Linked DNA regions of Homo sapiens: region 2 is linked to region 1. Evidence: read pairs that join two places in POLR2A ChIA-PET (ENCODE). Cell type or tissue: PC-3. All regions are shown on one strand. Links, peaks and the distances in the headings refer to the core of each region. The heading gives the core; the rest is flanking DNA.

Region 1 (8,331 bases), core at 230-8,229:
GCCTCAGCCTCCCAAAGTGCTGGGATTACAGGTGTGAGCCACCGCGCCCGGCGCCTCCTCTCTCTATTGTTCACAAAACTGCTCAAAAATTTTTCTTGGATTCCCTAAGAAATGCATAGAAATGATCACTTTTCCACCCCACACCACAAAATAAAATTGACCACTGCTAAACCTGCACTGGGTAAAATTTATGATTAACTTTAAAATGACAGAAAAGCCAAATCTTCTTTAAATAACTTAGATCTGCAAAATCCTATCCAAGAGACTGGGGCTTGGTAGAAACAATGGCTGCAAAAGGAAATGCAAACAGATGATGAAGAAATCAATTTTGTTTAACAAATGAATCAGGCCGGGTGCGGTGGCTCACGCCTATAATCCCAGCACTTTGGGAGGCCGAGGTGGGTGGATCACCTGAGGTCAGGAGTTCAAGACTAGCCTGGCCAACATGGAGAAACCCCATCTCTACTAAGAATACAAAAATTAGCCAGGCGTGGTGGCAGGTGCCTGTAATCCCAGCTACTTGGGAGGCTGAAGCAGGAGAATTGCTTGAACCTGGGAGGCCGAGGTTGCCGTGAACTGAGATCACGCCACTGCATGCCAGCCTGGGCAACAGAGTGAAACTCATCTCAAAAAAGAAAAAAATTGAATCAAATTAAATTAAATTCAAATTAAAAATTGAATTAAATTGATACCAGTGAAAATAATTTCCACAAAATAAAATTTTTATGCAAAAAATAAGTGGTTTGACTGTGCCATATTTACTTTTTTTTTTTTTTTTTTTGAGACGGAGTCTCGCTCTGTCGCCCAGGCTGGAGTGCAATGGCGCGATTTCGGCTCACTGCAAGCTCTGCCTCCCAGGTTCACTCCATTCTCCTGCCTCAGCCTCCCGAGTAGCTGGGACTACAGGCGCCCACCACCACGCCTGGCTAATTTTTTTTTTCTATTTTTAGTAGAGACGGGGTTTCACCGTGTTAGCCAGGATGGTCTCAATCTCCTGACCTCGTGATCCGCCTGCCTCGGCCTCCCAAAGTGCTGGGATTATAGGCATGAGCCACCGTGCCCGGCCTTCTTTTTTTTTTTTTTTTGAGATGGAGTTTCGTTCTTGTTGCCCAGGCTGGAGTACAATGGAGCAATCTTGGCTCACCGCAACCTCCGCCTCCCGGGTTCAAGCGATTCTCCTGCCTCAGCCTCCCGAGTAGCTGGGATTACAGACATGCGCACACCCAGCTAATTTTGTATTTTTAGTAGAGATGGGGTTTCTCCATGTTGGTCAGGCTGGTTTTGAACCCCCGACCTCAGGTGATCTGCCCACCTTGACCCCTCAAAGTGCTGGGATTACAGGCATGAGCCACCGCGCCTGGCCCCGTACTTACATTTTATCAATCAATTAATTTACTTTAATGCCTCTTGTTCCAAGAATGCTTTATTGACAAAACAATCAGTGTTGGCAAATACTCTGATTAAAATATTCCTTTCTTTCCTTTCCTTTCTTTTCTGTCAGAGACAGGGTCTTGCTCTGTCGCCCATGCTGGAGCACAGTGGTGTGATCATAGCTGACTGCAGCCTTGATTTCCTGGGCTCAAGCTGTTCTGCCTCAGCCTCCCGGGTAGCTGGAATGATAGGCACACACAACCATGCCCAGCTATTTTTAAAAATTTTTGTAGAGACAGGGTTTCACTATGTTGCTCAGGCTATAATTAAAATAATTCGATTCAAGATAAGCACCAATCAAAGCAGGTTGAAAATGCCCCCATCTGTTGAAAACTCCCAATTTTATACATCACTACCTGAATTCCAGACTCAAATAACCAACTGCCCATGGGACATTCTCACTTGGAAGTCCCAAAACCTCATCAGACATATATGCCCAAAGGCAAACTGCTAACCTTTTTTTTTTTTGAGACAGAGTCTCACTCTGTTGTCACCCAGGCTGGAGTGCAGGGGCACAATCTGGGCCCACGGCAACCTCCGCCTCTCAGGTTCAAGAGATTCTTGTGCCTCAGCTGCCTAAGTAGCTAAGACTACAGGCAAGTGCCTGATTTTTGTATTTTTAGTAGAGACAGGGTTTCACCATGTTGGCCAAGCTGGTCTTTAACTCCTGACCTCAAATGATCCTCCTGCCTTGGCCTCCCAAAGTGCTGGGATTATAGGTGTGAGCCACTGCGCCCGGCCTGCTGACCCTTCTTTCATCAACTTGTCCTCCTTTTCAGACACCCTGTCTTCGACTGGGACCGTCCAGTTACTCATGCCAAAAACTCAGGGCACCCACCACCCTCACCTCTCTCACCCCCCAAACAAACCTAATGCCAAGTCCTATCAACTCAACAGCCAGGGTATCTCTCAAATCTGCTCTCTTTCCAGCTCTACTTCCAATGCCCTCATCCAAGCTCATGGTATCTTCTTCTTGCTCTCTGGACAACTAGTCTCCTCGAAACCACCGTTGTACCCTCTGATCCATCACCCACACTCATTGTTTAATAGTTTTAAAAAGTCGGTGGGCGTGGAAGCTCACATCTGTAATCCTAGCGCTTTGGGAGGCCGAGGTAGGAGAATTGCTTGAGGCCAGGAGTTTGAGACCAGCCTAAGCAACATAGTGAGACCCCATCTCTAAAAATTAAAAAAAAAAAAAAAAACTAAATTAAAATAAAAATAGTTTAAAAAGTAAACCAGGACCTCCCCTTTCAGTAAAGGCAGACTAGGTACTTCGGACAAAACCTCCTGATAAAAACAGCTACAAAAGTGTTTTAAAAATTTACACACACACACACACACACAATTTTTTTTTTTTTTTTTTTTTTAAGAGACAGGGTCTTGCTCTGCCACCTATGCTGGACTGCAGTCTCCTGATCATAGCTCACTGTAACCTCAAACTCCTGGGCTCATAAGATCCTCCTGCCTCAGCTAGGATTACAGGCACACATCACCATTCCCAGCTAATTTTTTATAATTTTTCTAGAGATGGGGTCTCGCCATATTGCCCAAGCTGGCCTTGAACTCCTGGCCTCAAGCCATCCTCCAGGTCAGCCTCCCAAAGTGCTGGGATTACAGGAATGAGCCACCATGTCCAGTTGACACACACAATCTTAAAAGCATCAAAGAGGCCAGGCATGGTAGCTCATGCCTGTAATCTCAGCACTTTGGGAGGCCAAGGTGGGCGGATCACCTGAGGTCAGGAGTTCGAGACCAGTCTGGCCAACATGGTGAAACCCTGTCTCTATTAAAAATACAAAAAAAATTAGCCGGGCATGGTGGCAGGCACTGGTAATCCCAGCTATTCCGGGGGTGCTGAGGCAGGAGAACAGCTTGAACCCGGGAGGCGGAGGTTGCAGTGAGCCAAGATCACTGAACTTCAGCCTGGGCGATAGAGTGAGACTCTGTCTCCAAAAAAAAAACAAAAACAAAAACAAAAGCTGGGTGTGATGGCTCATGCCTGTAGTCCCAGCACTTTGGGAGGCCGAGGTGGGTGGATCACCTGAGGTCAGGGGTTTGAGACCAGGCTGTCCAACATTGTGAAACCCATCTCTACTAAAAATACAAAAACTAGCCAGGCATGGTGGTGGGCACCTGTAATTCCAGCTATTCAGGAGGCTGAGGCAGGAAAATCACTTGAACCCAGGAGGCAGAGGTTGCAGCGAGCTGAGATTACACCATTGCACTCCAGCCTGGGTAACAAAAGCAAAACTCCATGTCAAAAAAAAGCATTAAAGAGCTAACAAAGTAGTGAAGAATTGCCATGCTGAATCTGAGAGAGAACAGGATTCCCAAGAGGTGACCCAGATACTTGAGGCTGCAGTTGCCCTGGAAGCTTTTGCCAATTGAAAAGAAGGGCTGAGAGGCTAAGCTCACTTTCAGTGGCTTTGCATGCCTGGAGATAAATATCTAAGTCTGGGGCCTGCCAAGAGTGTGGGTGATAAGCTGCCTCCCACACGCGAGTCAGCCCCCAAAGGACTGCATTTCAGAAGTAAAGGTGAACTGAAAGTAAAGCCGTCCTTACCTGAATGATAGTCCAGGTTTGAGTCACCCAGGTTCCCGAGAAAACACCATGCCCTAAGTATGAACTCCAATGATCTCAGTTTGCTGATCCCTCCAGGCACCTGGCAAAAGCAATAGAAAATTCTCTTTGGCCAGGCGCAGTGGCTCACGCCTGTAATCCCAGCATTTTGGGAGGCCAAGTTCGGAGGATCACTTGAGGTCAGGAATTTGAGACCAGCCTGGCCAACATGATGAAACCCCATCTCTACCAAAAATACAAACATTAGCTTGGTGTGGTGGTGGTCACCTGTAATCCCAGCTACTCAGGAGGCTGAGGCAGGAGAATCACTAGAACCCGGGAGTGGAAGGTTGCAGTGAACCGAGATTGCACCACTGCACTTCAGCCTGGGTGACAGAGTGAGACTCCATCCAAAAAAAAAAAGAAAGAGAGAAAGAAAGAAGGGAAGGAAGGAAGGAAAGACTCTTTGGTGAATGAGAAAATCACTCCATTTCAAATTAGTTCTACAAATAATTTCAGAAACACAATGTTTAACATACAAAAATAAAGACACATGAGGAAGCAAGATTCCTTGAGCTAAAATCATCAGAAATAACAGTCAATAGAAATAGAGCCAGAGGAACTCCAGACTATAAAACAAATTAGTAGTATTATGTTCAAGAAATTAAATGCCAAAATTGAAAATTTTAGCAAGGAACTGGAAGCTCTATAAATTATATAGCATATGTGAAAAAGAAATAAATAGAAAGTCAGCCAGGTGCAGTGGCTTGCACCTGTAACCCCAGCACTTTGGGAGGCCGAGGCAAGGGGATTACTTGAGGCCAGGAGTTCGAGACCAGCCTGGCCAACATGACAAAACCTCGTCTCTACTAAAAATATAAAAATTAGCTGGGCGTGGTGGTGTGCACCTGTAATCCCAGCTACTCGGGAGGCTGTGGCAGGAGAATTACTTGAACCCAGGAGGCCGAGGTTGCAATGAGCAGAGATTGTGCCACTGCACTCCAGCCTGGGTGACAGAGCAAGACTCAGTCTCAAAAAAAAAAAAAAAAAAAAAGTCTATGACTAAAAAATTCAAACTACAGGTAAGGCTCAGTGGCTCACGTCTGTAATCCCAGCATTTTGGGAGGCCAAGGCGGGTGGATCATGAGGTCAAGAGATCAAGACCATCCTGGCCAACATGGTGAAACCCCGTCTCTACTAAAAAAAAATACAAAAAATTAGCTGGGTGTGGTGGTGTGTGCCTGTAGTCCTAGCTACTTGGGAGGCTGAGGCAGGAGAATCACTTGAACCTGGGAGGCAGAAGTTGCAATGAGCCAAAATCACACCACTGCACTCCAGCTTGGTGACAGGACGAGACTCAGTCTCAAAAAAAAAAAAAAAAGAAAAAAGAAAAATTCAAACTAAAACTTCAAGCTCAATGGATGGGTTTAACAGCAGATTTGACGTGGATGAAAAATGAGTTAGAGAACTAGAAGGCAGGTCAGAAAAAACAATCCAGAAACAAGCATAGAGAGACACAAGGATGTGAAATGCAGAAGGGAAGACTACAGATATGGAAGTTACAGTGAGACTGTCTTACATATGTTTAATTGCAGTCTCAGAAGAAGGGGAGAAAGAGGACCCAGACCCCCAGACCAGACAGTATATTAAATTGTGGTTGAGAATTTTCCTGAATGGATGGAAGACATCAATCTATAGGTTTAAGAACTCCAATAGATGCCAAGCAGAATTTTAAAAAAGAAATTCACAGCCGGGCACGGTGGCTCACGCCTGTGATCCCAGCACTTTGGGAGGCTGAGACGGGCGGATCACGAGGTCAGGAGATTGAGACCATCCTGGCTAACATGGTGAAACGCCGTCTCTAATAAAAATACAAAAAATTAGCCGGGCGTGGTGGCGGATGCCTGTAGTCCCAGCTACTTGGGAGGCTGAGGCAGGAGAATGGCGTGAACCTGGGAGGCAGAGCTTGCAGTGAGTGGAGATCACGCCACTGCACTCCAGCCTGGGGGACAGAGCGAGACTCCATCTCAAAAAAAAAAAAAAAAAGAAATTCACACTTGACCCATCATGGTGAAAATGTAGGAAATCAAAGACAACAAGAAAATCATAAAAACATAGATAATAGTGCTGGTTATTTACCTCTGGTTTCTGGTCTACGCTCACCCTTCTATAATCTGCTCTGAGATGCTGGGGCTAGGGTCTGCAAGCCACATTTTTCAGCTCCCTTGCCAGCTGACTTCCTGTTAGCTTCTGCCAATGAGAGGCACTAAAGGCAGCTTAGCAGGTGGGAGAGGGGATTCCTTCCTGTCTCAGACAAAAATAGACTCAGTTAAAAAAAAAAACAAAAACTAGAGGCAAAGCACATCACTATATAATAATAAAGGTTTAATTTCCCAGGATGGCATAGTATTTCTAACTTTCAGTCACCTGTTAACGTGGCCTCAAAATACACAAATGAAGTAAAATTTTTTTTTTTTTTTTTTTTTTGAGATGCAATCTTGCTCTGTTGCCCAGGCTGGAGTGCAGTGGTACAATCTCGGCTCACAGCAATCTCCACCTCCCATGTTCAAGTGATTCTCCTGCCTCAGCCTCCTGAGTAGCTGGGATTACAGATGTGAGCCACCACAGCCAGCTAATTTTTGTATTTTTCATAGAGACGGGGTTTCACCATGTTGGCCAGTCTGGTCTCGAACTCCCAACCTCAAGTGATCTGTCTGCCTCAGCCTCCCAAAGTGCTGGGATTACAGGTGTGAGCCACTGTGCCCAGCCTCAAATGAAGTAAAATTTCTGAATGTCCTGATGTTAAAATGGTTGGGAAGCCTGGGTGCAGTGGCTCACGCCTGTAATCCCAGCACTTTGGGAGGCCGAGGCGGGCGGATCACCTGAGGTCAGGAGTTCGAGACCAGCCTCAACATGGAGAAACCCCGTCTCTACTAAAAATACAAAATTAGCCGGGCGTGGTGGTGCATGCCTGTAATCCCAGCTACTCGGGAGGCTGAGGCAAGAGAATTGCTTGAACCTGGGAGGCGGAGGTTGTGGTGAGCCGAGATTGCTCCATTGCACTCCAACCTGGGCAACAAGAGCGAAACTCCATCTCAAAAAAAAGGTTGGGAAGCGCTGACTCACAGTATGTTCCATGAGGCCTGTGCTCTAGAGAAAAATTACCCTAGGTAAGGACAATAGAGATGCAGCAAGTGTAAAGGCCCTGCGGTGGGCCAGTGTGACTGGAGCTTGAATAACGGGACAGTGGGAGAAGATGAGGTCAGAGTCAGGATGGAGCCACGGCAGCTATGACCTGATAGGACATGGTAAAGAGGGGGCTGCGGGAAGCCACTGGAAACAATGAAGCAGAGAAGGAACATGACCAGATTCAAGGCTTAGAAAGCCACTTCGGCTGCTGTGTAGAGAATGGACTAGGTGGAGTGAGACAGGAAGCAAGGAGGCAAGCTGGGTGGTTCCTGCAGGAAGCCAGGTGGGAGGGGGCAGGCGCTTGCACTGAGGGCTGCAGAGACAAAAGAAGTGGAGGGATGTGAGACATATCTGGAGAGAGAATCTATAGAGTTTGTTCATGAATGGGATGGGAGGGGTGTGATACGAGGCGAGGGAAGAAATTGAGGCTACTAGCGGGTTTGGGCTTCCGCTATGGAGTGGATGGTCGTAGCACAGACTGCAGTGAGGAAGACAGGTTCGAAGAGGGAAATCAAGCATCTTGTTCAGGACCTATGAAGTTGTGGAGCCCAGCCAACATCCAAGTGGGGACAGCCCATAGGTGGTATTTGTTGACTGCGTAAGTGAGCTCAGTTCTTCTGGTGGGGAACACGGTCTGTAGTAAGGCGGAGTATTGAGTTTTAGACAACTCTGCCGAAACCCCTTAGGTGGAGAAGACTTCGGCTGCCCTGGGCCTTGCACCCACTGGTTCTGGATGTGCCATCTCCCGGGCTCACATGCTGGATTCACGTCAGTCCTCCCTCCTCCATGGTCACTCTTCAGATGGCTTCACATCGGTCCTCCCTGCTCCATGGTCACTCTTCAGATGGATTCACGTCAGTCCTCCCTCCTCCGTGGCCACTCTTCAGATGGCTTCATGTCGGTCCTCCCTCCTCCGTGGCCACTCTTCAGATGGCTTCATGTCGGTCCTCCCTCCTCCGTGGCCACTCTTCAGATGGCTTCATGTCGGTTCTCCCTCCTCCGTGGCCACTCTTCAGATGGATTCACGTCAGTCCTCCCTCCTCCGTGGCCACTCTTCAGATGGATTCACGTCAGTCCTCCCTCCTCCGTGGCCACTCTTCAGATGGATTCACGTCAGTCCTCCCTCCTCCGTGGCCACTCTTCAGATGGCT
Region 2 (8,331 bases), core at 148-8,147, 91 kb after region 1:
CAACCAACTTAACCAGCTCCTAATGATGGTGGCTTCCCCCCAACCCCACAAAAAAGGTGAACAAAGAAAGTTCACTTTCTTTGAACCAGGGGAGCACTGAAGGCAGCCAACATTGTGCCAGGAGGCAAAAGGGAGGTTTCCCAAAAACAAAAGCATTTTTGGCCGCTTCTGAGAAGTTCCTTAACATCCCCATCATGGGGTCTGCTAGCCACGAGCGGCTGGTGCTCACAGGTGACCCTAGGCCTCACCTAGTAGTGAAAGCAGGTGGTCAAGCACAGGCCTACCCGGAGCGCACAGCACTTCCCAGTCTGGGCCACCAGAACTGTAACCCAATAGCAGGTGAGTTAGTTGCTTGCTGCGTGCAGAGTTCAATTAGCAAAAGTGAGGTCTGATAGAAAGAAAGTAATGTATTATGAAGCTAGTTTAGGGGAAAAGGCACCACAAGCATCCTGCCTTTAAATGTGCCACTTGGCCTTTGGAGCAAAAAGCAGGCACTTTTAAAAAGCAAGGGAGAAAGTGAGCAAGGTCGGGGGGTCTCTGTGTTAACTTGGTGCCTTACCTACTGGGCCATTGTGCTGGTGACTGCTGGCATCTTTGTGGGCAAGCTGGTGGTCTCTCAGGCAGCCTGCTATAGGGTGAGAGTTCCTTAGCCGGCATGCTTCAGTTTGCAAATCAACTGTTAACCCTTGGTTTGTTCTGTCTTGGAGCCCATAGTTAGATACACTTTCCCTGGGAGGAGTCTGGTGACGGGGAGGTAGAAGGCTATATTTGTATTTCTAAAAGGCTAAGTAGGAAACGGGGAATGGGGGCAACAAGAAAAGAAGAGAGAAAAAATAATTAAATCCTTCCTTAGATAGAGGTACTCAGTTACAACTGCACTCCAGCCTGGGTGACAGAGTGAGACCCTGTCTCTAAAATTGTTTTCAATGAAGTATGGCAATGTGTGCTTGTAGTCCTGGCTACTCAGGGAGGCAAGATGGGAGGATTCCTTGTGCCCAGGAGTTCGAATCCAGCCTGGGCAACATATGGAGACCCTGTCTCCAAAACAAAACACAGAAAGAAAAAGAAAAAAGACGATGGCTCACGCCTGTAATCCCAGCACTTTGGGAGGCCGAGGTGGGTGGATCACCTGAAGTCAGGAGTTTGAGACCAGCCTGGCCAACATGGTGAAACCCTGTCTCTACTAAAAATACAAAAATTAGCCAGGCGTGGTGGCGCACGCCTGTAATCCTAGCTACTTGGGAGGCTGAGGCACAAGAATCACTTGAACCCCGGAGGCGGAGGTTGCAGTGAGCCAAGATTGTGCCACTGCACTCCAGCCTGGGTGACAGAGCGAGACTTTGTCTCAAAAAAAAAAAAAAAAAAAAAAAAAGGCCGGGAGCGGTGGCTCACGCCTGTAATCCCAGCACTTTGGGAGGCTGAGGCAGGCAGATCAAGAGGTCAGGAGATCGAGACCATTCTGGCTAACATGGTGAAACCCTGTCTCTACTAAAAATACAAAAAAATTAGCCAGGTGTGGTGGCAGATGCCTGTAGTCCCAGCTACTTAGGAGGCTGAGGCAGGAGAATGGCGTGAACCTGGGAAGCAGAGCTTGCAGTGAGCCGAGATCGTGCCACTGCATTCCAGCCTGGGCAACAGAGAGAGACTCTGTCTCAAAAAAAAAAAAGTTGAAATTTATCAACTGCCTTGTTAGTAGGTATTGATAAGACTGGTATCTTTTCTCATTTTATCTATTTATGTAATGAATTATATTGAGTTTCTAATATTAAACCATCCTTGCCTTTCTGGAATAAGTCCACTTGAATATCATTTTAAATTATATTTAAGTGCTATTGGATTGTTGTTGAGATATAGGAAAAGCCAAAGTGTTATTCCTAGTCTCTCACTCAACAGTCAATACACCTGTGACCCCAGATGTGTGTATTTTCCCTCTACACAGCAAGCAAGCAATTCTCTGTCAGACACCTGCTGTGTGTCCTCTAATTCAGTTTAACTCTAACACTATTTACCTGACGTTAGTGTCAGATCCCACACATTGAGGGCTCAGTCCCACAAGACTGTCCCCCACTTCAGATGTCAGTTGCAAGTCCAGACCTTTGGAACTTCTGACCAATTGGCTATACATTGGGGTTCCCATGACCCCTCCTCAGGTTTTATTAATTTGCTAGAGAAGCTCCCAGAACTCAGGCAAACACTTACATTTACCCATTTACTATAAAGGATATCACACAGGCCAGACAGAAGAGATGCATAGAGCGAGGTATGGAGAAAGGAGTGTGCCACCCTGCAGGAACCTCCACGTGTTCGGCTAGCTGGGAGCCCCCTGAATCCCGTTTTTTGGGGTTTTAATGGAGGCATGATTGATTAAATCACTGGCCACTGGTGATCAGCTTAACCTTCAGCCCCTCTCCCTTCCTGGGAGGTTGGGGGCGGGGCAGGGGCGGGGTAGGGGTGGGGCGTGGAGCTGAAAATCCTAGTCCTCTAAATGTGCCTTGGTCTTTCCAGTGACCTGCCCACCTCCTGAAGCTACCTAGGGGTCCCCCAGCCAGCAGTCATCTCATTAGCATATCAAAGACACTCTTACCTCTCTGGAGATTCCTCAGGTTTTAAGAACAATGTATCAGGAAGTGGAGAGGAAGACTATTTGTGGAGCTCAGGGGAAAAGACCAGATTAGAGAAAGAGATTTGAATCATTTTCATAAAGGTGGGATTTCATGCCAGGAAACTGGATGAGCTCACCTAGGGGCAGAATGTAGACAGAGAAGGCAGAAGACCCAGGACCCAGCACTATTTCAAGGTTCATCCTCTGGGGGCATGCCAGCAGCTGTGCCAACAGGAAAAGGCTACCTGGGGGTCAGGCATGTTCAACATGAAGGCTCCATCTTCCCTTTTCTTCGTCAACCACGTGTACAGTAAGGAGCAGACAACATGGTGCTCTCCAGGTAGGAAGCTCATTTGCATAATAAAACATTATGGGTGGACACTAAACGTCACACCTGGTCCAGCCAATCTTTGGGCCCTATGTAAATCAGACACCACCTCCTCAAGCTCGTGTATGAAACCCGGTGCATTTCACCACTAACCAGAAGAGCCACTCAGCGGCCCCTGTCTCTCTGCAGGAGAGAACTATTCTTCTTTCTCTTTCTTTTGCCTATTAAACCTCCACGCTGTTTCTTTGTTTTTGTTTTTGTTTTTGTTTTTGTTTTTTGAGACAGAGTCTCACTCTGTCACCCAGGCTGGAGTGCAATGGAGCAATTTTGGCTCACTGCAACCTCCACTTCCCGGGGTCAAGCAATTCTCCAGCCTCAGCCTCCCAAGTAGCTGGGATTACAGGTGCCCACCACCATGCCCGGCTAATTTTTTGTATTTTTAGTAGAGACAGGGTTTCACCATGTTGGTCAGGCTGGTCTCGAACTCCTGACCTTGGATGATCTACCCACCTCAGTCTGTCAAAGTGCAAAGTGTTGAGGTTATAGGTGCGAGCCACTGCGCTTGCTTGAACGTCTACACTTAAACTCAAAAAAAAAAAAAAAAAAAAGGTTCATCCTCTGAGGGGGAACCAGCAAAAAAATATACGTATATAGAAAATTCCTTGGTAATGAAGAGGAAAGAGACCCTAATACATGCTGCAGTGTAGCTGACCTTGAAAACACTACGGCAAGTGAAAGAAGCTAGACACAAAAGGCCACATATTATATGATTCCATTTATGTAAAATTTTTAGGCTGAGTGCGGTAGCTCATGCCTGTTATCCCAGCACTTTGGGAAGTGAAGGTGGGAGGATCACTTGCGCCCAGGAGTTCAAGACCAGCCTCAGCAACACCACCATCTCTACAAAAAAAAAAAAAAAAAAAAAAAAAAAAAAGCTGGGCATGATGGCATGCATCTGTAGTCCTAGCTACTTGAGAGGCTGAGGAGGGAGGATTGCTTGAGCCTGGGAGGTCAAGGCTGCAGTGAGTTGTGATTCTGCCACTACACTCCAGCCTGGGCAACAGAGCGAGATCCTGTCTCAAAAAACATTTTTTGGCCGGGTGCTGTGGCTTGTGCCTGTAATCCCGGCCCTTTGGGAGGCCGAGGCAGCAGATCACCTGAGGTCAGGAGTTTGAGACCAGCCTGACCAACATGGTGAAACCCCGTCTCTACTAAAAACACAAAAATTAGCCAGACATGGTGGCAGGTGCCTGTAATCCCAGCTACTTGGGAAGCTAAGGCAGGAGAATCGATTGAACCCCGGAGGCAGAGGTTGCAGTGAGCTGAGATGGCGCCACTGCACTCCAGCCTGGATGACAGCACAAGACTCCATCTCAAAAACAAAAACCATTTTTTAATATAAAATTTCCAGAATAGGCAAATCTATAGAGACAAAATAGACGAATGGTTGCCTAGGGCTCGGGGGAGTGTAGAGATGGGGAATGACTGATAACGAGTAAAGGATTTATTTTGTATGTGATGCAAGCACTCTAAACCTGTGAGGTGATGACTGCCCAGCTTCAAATATGCTAAAACAATGGAATCGTGAACCCTAAGTGAATTTTGTGGTATGTTAATTATGTCTCAGTAAAAACGTGGGGGACAAAAACAGAAGAAATGGCTAGAATGTAGAAAGATAATCTAGTGACTGTGGCATCCAAAGCTGCTTCCACCCTAGTGTGGAGTCCTGATAGGGAAGCCACACTGAGGAAGGGGTCCCAGGTGCGGGGGAACAACTGTTCCAAGAGACAGCTAATCACAGACAGCCTGCTGGCACAACATCCTGTTTCCAAATACCTTGCTCCTCATGTAGCCCCAGAAGTACAACTTCCTTCTGCACGTAGCTTCCTCCAGCATGACCCTATAAAACTTCCCTCCAGCCCTGCCTCTTTGCAGAGAGCCCCTTCTCTGCTGTGCTGCCCATTGTAACCTTGCAATGTATCTTTGAACTTTCTCAAATAAATCTGCCATTCTTTACCTATGACTGTCTCAGTAAATTCCTTTACTGCCTGTGACACCAGCCCCAGCCAGTTGCACCTGGTCAGGGTGCACTGGTCCCACCCATGAGAGGCCAGTTTTCACTTTTTTGGCAAAATGGAGAAACATTAATTGGGGCCAAGAGTGCCTGTTGGAAACTCATTTCTTGACTAGCATTCTTATAAAAACAATTGTTTTTTAAAGACAGGGCCTCCCTCTGTCACCCAGGCTGGAGTGCAGTGGTGCAATCACAGATCCCTACAGCTTCAAACTCCTGGGCTCAAGTGATTCTCCTCCTGAGTAGCTGGGACTACAGGTATGTGCCACCATGCCCAGGTAATTTTACAAAAATTTTTTTTTCATAAACCATAGTTTATACAATATCTTAGCTTACACTATTAACACTTTATTGAAAATATTTCTTTTTTTATTTTTTTATTATCTTTTTTTTTGAGATGGAGTCTTGCTCTGTTGCCCAGGCTGGAGTGCAGTGGTGCGATCTCGGCTCACTGCAAGCTCCACCTCCCGGGTTCACGCCATTCTCCTGCCTCAGCCTCCCGAGTAGCTGGGACTACAGGCACCCGCCACCACGCCCGGCTAATTTTTTTTGTATTTTTAGTAGAGATGGGGTTTCACCGTGTTAGCCAGGATGGTCTTGATCTCCTGACTTTGTGATCCGCCTGCCTTGGCCTCCCAAAGTGCTGGGATTATAGGTGTGAGCCAGCGCGCCCGGCCTATTGAAAATATTTCTGCTGAAAAGAATATACTATGCAAACACATAAAAGTGTTTGGTAAGAAAACAAAAGCACATGTTTACTACCAGTGTGAATTACTAGCTGACAATGATCAACTTCTCAAATAAGAACATTAACCTACTCGTGATTGAAGAAAGAATTATCCTGTCTATGGGTGACATAAGCAACGTGGCCAGGACAGAACCAGTGGATGAAACCACATATCATTCCAATTTGGCCAGTTAACTTATGTAAGTGTAATGAAACAGTTAACTTTATTCATTAATATACTCAAACATTATCTTTCCTTCCAAGATTTGCAAAAATTTAATTATCCAAATAATTTAAGTTTGGTATTTCTATATTTTTCAATACATAAAGGGTCAGGAACCTCTTATACGGTAATGAGATGGAAAGAAAACAACAGCTTCCCGTGAAAGAGGCCTAATATAGTCAAATACAAAAATAAGTAACGTAACCTCTTTTTTTTTTTTTTTTTTTTTTTTGAGACGGAATCTCACTCTGTCATCTAGGTTGGAGTGCAGTGGTGCGATCTCCGCTCACTGCAACCTCTGCCTCCCGGGTTCAAGTGATTCTCCTGCCTCAGCCTCCCAAGTAGCTGAGATTACAGGTGTGTGCCACCAGGCCCGGCTTATTTTTATTTTGTATTTTTAGTAGAGATGGGGTTTTACCATGTTGCTCATAGCTGATCTTAAACTCCTCAAATGATCCGCCTGCCTCGGCCTCCCAAAGTGCTGTGCTTACATGTGTGAGCCACCATGCCCGGCTGACGCCCAGCTGAAATGTAACCTCTTGATAACAGCCAAATCACTGTATTAGAAACATTTAAATTCCAGCTCTGGGGGTCAAGGGTGAGGCATTTAAAAGGTTCCTTTAAGTTAAACCAAGTAGATGAATTTTAAAAGAAAAAGCAATTTATGAACCTATGGACATATCATTAAGAAAGAAAAAAAATTATTAGTAAATTCCAAAAGTTAAAAGGAGTTGGAAAAAAATCTAACTAGAAAGAAAAAAAATGTTGGTTTCAATTAAGGGGGGTTTTTTGGTCCATTTCATATAAGAGCTTACTTAATCTTTTTCCAAATGCGCATTTATTATTTGCACAGATACATACAAATTATTCCCATTTTAAAAGCCAGAATAAAAATATACATTAACCACAGAAGTACTTACTCTAACTGGAAAGAAAATGAACATGGCTCTATTCAAAACAGCAGTAAACACAAAAGGTCAACATATATAAATCATGACAAGTGTACATCTTATTTTTGACAAAAATAAGTTCCATTTTTACATTAATGCGTCATCAGCTTCTATGTTAGATCCTCTGACCTTATTTACATTTACTATGAAATTGCTGTTAGCATGTCACTCAAAGCCACTCATCTCAGAGGGTATCAAGTCCTGAGCTTAAGTAGGAAACAAAACTCCCAACTAAAATTTGAACATAAATAATTGTAAAGATCAGAGAATATTAAAATATTTAAAAGTATAATATCTGGTACATAAATAACTCAAAAACTAATAATAAAGGTGTACAGACTGTCAAAGAAAAGACCATGTAAGACAAGAAATATCCCTGGAATCAAACTGATTTTTCACGCATTCAAGATCATTTGAAGGTGTGAAGCTAACTTTCATTGTTCTTAAAATCCTAGGAAAGCCAAATTTTAAAAAATAGCATATGACAATGCTTAAGTTTAAAAAAAGTTTCTCAGCTTAGTCTCCAAACCAGGAAGAAAGTATTTAATGATTAAAAACAAGTATGAACTGGAAAGATATTAGACTAAAAGGAGGAATCATAATGAGCAGGTAAAAATATTAAAGGAAAGCTTTAAATGCCCCAGCTCAAAAGAGCATTTCTAATTGGCCATCCAAATTATTCTTTTAGATTATTTTAGCCAAATAAAAATAAATTTACAGATGGATAACTGAGGTCCACTAACATAAGGTAGAAACAAAGTTTAAGCTAAAAATTAAATCTATATTTTGTTGCAGATAAATGTGAGATTTACCTACAGTCATTTTCTGCTGATGCTGAATTAAAAGCATGAGTTGACATCGTACTGACAGAAATGGTTTGACAGATATTTTCTTGGCTTTAAAATGATTTTTTTTGTATATGCATAGAAATGCAATGAGGATAAGAATAGTCTTCTGTATTGTCCGTACAGTTCATAAGGCCTTTGTCATTGTTAGTCAACTTAGATGTGAATATCAGTAGGGCCATTAAATTAAAGCTGGCCTGAAAGTTTTCAAAGTGCTACTGTTTCCAACTGATGAGATCTTCAGTTTTCTGGATTTTCTGGGTGACGATTATTTTCAATTCCTTTTTCTGGTGATATATACAAGAAGTTACAGCAGATATATAAAGGGAAGGTCAGAAACCTGCTGTCCAAGTTCATCACCACTTGTTCCTGATCCTTTTTAAGTATAAGTATTTGATAGCCAGTTGTTCTACTACATACTAGTTTTCCACTACTATCAAAAGAAGCCAAGCGTAATCTAAATGCTATGCTCCTTCGAGGCCGTAAACTGACAGACCCGCTGCGTGGCTGATTCAGTGTATTGCGTTTGAAAATGATGTATCCATTGGTGTAAATTACAAGTAGGTCAAAGCCGAAGTTAAA

Evidence for each region. Peaks named below come from ENCODE experiments on the same cell type or tissue, not always from the same donor. Only the 100,000 strongest peaks of a DNase experiment are listed, where the experiment ranks them.
Region 2: POLR2A ChIA-PET joins it to region 1 with 11 read pairs; 5 of 35 experiments call an interaction of 5 or more read pairs at or near these places.

The regions. Positions count from the first base shown.
Region 1 is chr5:178,087,095-178,095,425 of GRCh38, forward strand. LOC105377754 (a long non-coding RNA gene) reads right to left here and starts at 6,295. Exons shown (of 3, transcript XR_941302.3): 1 at 6,131-6,295; 2 at 3,995-4,094; 3 at 1,406-1,610. In PC-3, for the core only: no CTCF peak of the experiment used is centred there; a DNase peak (open chromatin) is centred at 3,937.
Region 2 is chr5:178,177,730-178,186,060 of GRCh38, forward strand. It overlaps GMCL2 (germ cell-less 2, spermatogenesis associated), which reads right to left. Exons shown (of 1, transcript NM_001358008.2): 1 at 6,776-8,331. The coding sequence ends at 7,990. Among named protein-coding and RNA genes, the nearest start is that of GMCL2, 5.5 kb to the right of the region's middle. RefSeq lists enhancers at 2,326-2,868, 2,869-3,409. In PC-3, for the core only: no CTCF peak of the experiment used is centred there; no DNase peak of the experiment used is centred there.